Linked DNA regions of Mus musculus: region 2 is linked to region 1. The links are chromatin loops, found by intact Hi-C in ENCODE. Cell type or tissue: left cerebral cortex. All regions are shown on one strand.

Region 1 (2,500 bases):
GGATGAAAGATGAAGAGGAGAAGGCAGAGGAGGAAGAGGAGGAGGAGGTGGAAGAGGAAGAGGATGAGGAGGGTAAAAGGGAAAGAGGGGAGGGGAATAGGAGGAATGGTAAGAGTAGGATATGGTGACTGAGGCAGCAGAGTCTTTCAAGTCATCTTTGAGTGGATGGGTTATATTTAATAACAGAATATATTTCTGGAGTCTCTTTGTTTCTTTCTTTGCTTGTTTCTTTCTATCTTTCTGTTCCCCTCCCTCCCTTCCTTCCTTCCTTCCTTCCTTCCTTCCTTCCTTCCTCCCTCCCTCCCTCCCTCCCTCCCTCCCTCCCTTCCTTCCTTCCTTCCTTCCTTCCTTCCTTCCTTCCTTCCTTCCTTGACTTCAGTTGTTTACCAGGGATAACATCTGTTTCTGGAAGGGGTTTTCCTCCTAGTGTCATGTCATCAAAAAGTAACTTGGTCCATCACCCAGAATTAGTTTTGTTGATTGTTTTAGTATCCCTTGTGCAATTAAACATGTGTGTAGTAGAATAGGGAGATGGGATTTGTATAAAAGTGAGCAGTGCTCCAACCAGCTTGCCGGCCAGTTTAGGAAATAACAGGAAAGAAACAGAAGGAAACGGCTGGAGAGATGGCTCAGCAGTTAGAAGCATTTGTTCTCGTAGAGGAACCAGCAACCACCCACATAATGGCTCACAACTGTCTGTAACTCCACCTCCAGGGAATATGACACCCTCTTTTGACCTCTGTGGGTGTGAGGCATGCATACAGTGCACCTACATACACAAAACAAAACAGCCACTCTCATTTATATAAAACAAAGAAATCTGAAATGAGGAGAGAAGAAGAGAAAGATTAAAGAAAGCACAGGAAGGAGACAGCTGGTGTCTGGAGGCTGAAGGTTCAGAAGGCTGTAGGATTTTGTTGAAGAGCACTGAAGATAAGGACAGCGGCAGAGTAGAAACCCAGAGCTATAGATCGAATAGTAACTCAAGATTGGGTGGATGGGTATTATATGGATAACACCTAAGCCCTTAAAAGGCCTCCACAGATGAAGCCGTGTATCCTGTTTTGGATGAGTGAGCTGAAACCCACGCTCTCCCCAGAGAGTGAGTTAGTGAACGCAAATGAACACCACTTCAGCTCAGTATCTCAAGGTTTTATTGTTTTAGTTTCTTTTTCAATGAAACGTAACATTTCGTCCAGTCCACTTCATCCCCGTTAAAGAACATTTGTTAAGGTCTTATGCAATTTTGGATATCAAGAGGGTTAGATACTTTATATTTTTATAATCCGAGTGTTTGGTATCTGACATAAGTAAGTTACAGATACATTTAACAAAAATCATTATTGTGGAAAGTTAACGCATATTTCAAGGGTGTTTCCACATTCCGCGTGATCACTGTATTAGTTATTTGGAAGACATGGGGAAGAGCAGCAATCTCGAATAAGAGGCGACAGCATTTCTGGTCGATGTCCACTAGGTGGTGCTGTTGAGCTCAAGATTCAGTCTGATGCATATTTTAACTCAGGAATGTGACTACAGAAAACATTTTAGTGTGCTATTGTCTCCTCATAGATTACACCTAAATCTATGCCTAGGATACATTTTTTTTTCAATTTAGAGACATTTATAATGTTTGAAATTTAAAAACTGTTAGCATTTTAAGGATGTGGTATGGTAGTAATTTGTTGCTGTTGAAGTACATATAAAGGAACTTTTCCCATTCTTCCCAGGTGTTTTGTTTTGTTTTGTTTTTACATTTAAAATGAGCTTTAAATTCAGAATGTGGCTAGTTCACCTTTTGGACAGAAGATAGATTTCATTTTCAGGCTGTAAAAGTGTAGACAAGATAACACAAAGCTAAAATATCTCCTATGATTTTTTTTTAAAGGAAGATAACATATTGAATGGATGTATGTCTAAAAAAGACTGACGTTGAGATCAGATTTCCCAGTCCATCGCCTTGTGGCATTCTGAAGAATACCCAAAATGCTAAAGAGTAAATAATGTTTCTTTCAACCAATGGATGGAGAGTGTGCGGTGTAACTGTGTTACAGCTCTGTGAATATGTTGTGGCAGACTGATGACAAACCCATGTGAGACTCGTTTTCCTTTGCTATATTGGTGAAGAAACTGAGCAAAAGTGGAGTCTCTGGTGGCTACTTTCTTGGTGTCTGTGGGTCTCTAACCCAGCTCCTGCTTAAAAAAGAGAAGACAAGAGCAGGACCAGATTATGAGGAAAAAGGAGAAGAAGAAGGAGGAGGGAGAAGAGGGAGAAAAGGAAAGGAGGAGAGGAAGAAGAGAAGGAATAGGAGGAGGGAGAGGAGGAAAGGAGGAGGGGAAGAAGAGAAGGAGGGAGAGAGAGGAAGGAAGGACTAGAGGGGGAGGGGGAGGGTGGAGAGGAGAGAGGAGGAGAGGAGGAAGAGGGGGAGAGGTGGAAAGGAAGAAAAGGAGGGAGAGGGGGAGAGGGGGAGGAGGAGGAAGAGGAGGAGGAAGAGGAGGA
Region 2 (2,500 bases), 890 kb after region 1:
GGCCATCTTTAAATACAGATATTTATATTATGATTCATAACTAGCAAAATTACAGTTATGAACTATAAATGAAATAAAGTTGTGCTGGGGGTCTCAACAGAACGTGGGGACTTGGTCTTGTTTTTACCATTCCAACTGGGGAGACTTGTGCTCTTAGTTTTCCAGGAGGGAGAATTGGTAGAGGAATGTTAAGAGAATAGTGATGGACTGAGGAAGGTCCTAAGGCAGGAGACACTGGAAAGGCAGCATCCGTACATTTGTTTCTATGGGAGGAAATCTGCATTGAAGACTCTTATCCAGATTTCATACTGCTAACTCAATTCTAATGATACCAACTATTTCTACAAAATAAAGTATACTAAGGAAATTATTTTTACATAAGTCCACATATACCTCTTTGTCTTTTGCGAATAGTTTCTTCCTGGTTTTGATACAATCCAAATCACTAGTAGTTAAGTGGTAGAAGAAATCAGTTAATGACAATTTTAGGATAGTGTACTGGCTGGTTTTGTGTGTCAACTTGACACAGCTGGAGTTATCACAGAGAAAGGAGCTTCAGTTGGGGAAGCGCCTCCATGGGATCCAGCTGTGGGGCATTTTCTCAATTAGTGATCAAGGGGGAGGTCCCCTTGTGGGTGGTGCCATCTCTGGGCTGGTAGTCTTGGGTTCTATAAGGGAGCAGGCTGAGCAAGCCAGGGGAAGCAAGCCAGTAAGAAACATCCCTCCATGGCCTCTGCATCAGCTCCTGCTTCCAGACCTGCTTGAGTTCCAGTCCTGACTTCCTTTGGTGATGAACAGCAATGTGGGAAGTGTAAGCTGAATAAACCCTTTCCTCCCCAACTTGCTTCTTGGTCATGATGTTTGTGCAGGAATAGAAACCCTGAGTAAGACAGGTTCTGCTTTTTGACACTTTGAACAACTAAAATGAGCTTCTTAAAATGGAGTATGTTTTTTAGAACTGATCCAAGGCATGGGTGATGGCTTGCTTAGCATGTATGAGGCCCTAGTTTTGATGCCCAACATCAGAGCTAGAGAGTGGAAAGCAAAAAAATATTCAGGAGTTTTAAGTCTCTTGTTAATTCTCTTTAAGAGAACTAGCAGGTGAGGTTATAGTCGTGAATAAATTAGGAAACTATGCTTTCCCACTAAGGTGTGTCAACTATCAGACAAACAGGCCTGTCACCTTGTGAAGATGACTCGGGATTTCAGCATTCTCTTCTACAGGGTAAGAGCAAATATTTACAACCTTGTGCAATACCAGTGGTTTCCTTGTGTGCCTTTACCAGGGTGCTGAAGCTGTGTGTAGCCCTCTAGTGGTCAGAGTGCAGAGATTCACGGAGCAAGACTGACATCTGAATGGCAGGCACAATTAGTGTCTTAAAATTTGGAGTCAACTTGCCTCACTCTGAATGTATTTTGCTACAGTTACACCAAGTTGAATAACAGTTGTGTTGGTATTTTGCTTTGATTCTTGTTGTATTTGGATATATAAAACAAAGCATTTAGACAGACTTAAAACAGTTTAAATAGATGGGTTCATTTACATTTTGCCATTAGTTATGTGAACTTTAGGCTTTTTATATGTTTTTTTTTAATCTGTAATATGAAGTTATGTTTCTATATGTCCAACAAAAGCTGTTCTGAGGATGGCACAAGTTCTCATTAACATGTTAGTTAGCAAACAGTATAATATTCTTATAGACCTCCGTAAAAGTGCTTCATCTTTTAATCGATGGATGATAACTAATCTTGTTTTCCCACCACAATCTGTTTTCTATGTTCAGAATTTTTACTATGCTCAGAAATGAAGGTATTAAAATTGTTTTCCCTAATTGACCTAAAGTGTTAATGATCCTCTTACAGGATAGAACTGCCTTCAGTAATAATGGCCATTTTATAATGACCTGTGCCCATTTGTCCATCCAGAGAAAAATGACTATAGAAAACAGTGCATTCTGCCTACATCAAATTGGGCATTTCACTACCTTGCTTACATTAATATATATTGTTTGTGTAATTTCAGCCCACATATAGTCCTATTTCTGAGCTTTTAAATTTTCACACTGTTGGTGGAAACCAAAAATACTGTCTTTGTCGGTGCTTTAAAAAGTGTGTGTATAGAATAAAACTATAGCAGAAAAATGAAAGTGTCTCTTAAAATGAAGCTGATACCAAACAGAACATTTCTTTGTTAGGATGTATTTGAGTTTTTATTTTCTTTCTAGCAAATCTCTAGAGTTAAGAAAAAAAAAAAAAAAAAGGCCCTTTATCAGGCCAACAAAGAAAATGCTCTCGTTAAATTTTATCCCCTAAAAATAAGTTTTTTGGCCGTTGAATCTGAGAGAGCAGCTTCCTCGTTCTAAAAGCAATCAGATTTGAAGCTAATCTAGCCCTTTTCTTGCAACCATGTAATTATGTTTAATTAAGGAAGCCTTAAAAGCATAAAAGACATTTTAAAATATAGAACTTTTATATATCATTTAGATAAGAGGATACAGCA

The links. Peaks named below come from ENCODE experiments on the same cell type or tissue, not always from the same donor. Only the 100,000 strongest peaks of a DNase experiment are listed, where the experiment ranks them.
Region 2: it touches region 1 in a loop (5-fold over the local background); 12 of 42 quality-filtered maps call a loop at or near these places.

The regions. Positions count from the first base shown.
Region 1 is chr8:54,492,303-54,494,802 of GRCm38, reverse strand. No RefSeq gene overlaps it. Among named protein-coding and RNA genes, the nearest start is that of Spcs3, 36 kb to the left of the region's middle. In left cerebral cortex, a CTCF peak has its summit at 1,476 (motif pointing right); DNase peaks (open chromatin) are centred at 740, 1,061 and 1,477; H3K27ac peaks cover 710 bases.
Region 2 is chr8:53,606,053-53,608,552 of GRCm38, reverse strand. Neil3 (nei like 3 (E. coli)) reads left to right here. Exons shown (of 10, transcript NM_146208.2): 5 at 1,151-1,225. Among named protein-coding and RNA genes, the nearest start is that of Gm39181, 23 kb to the right of the region's middle. In left cerebral cortex, a CTCF peak has its summit at 1,320 (motif pointing left); a DNase peak (open chromatin) is centred at 1,291.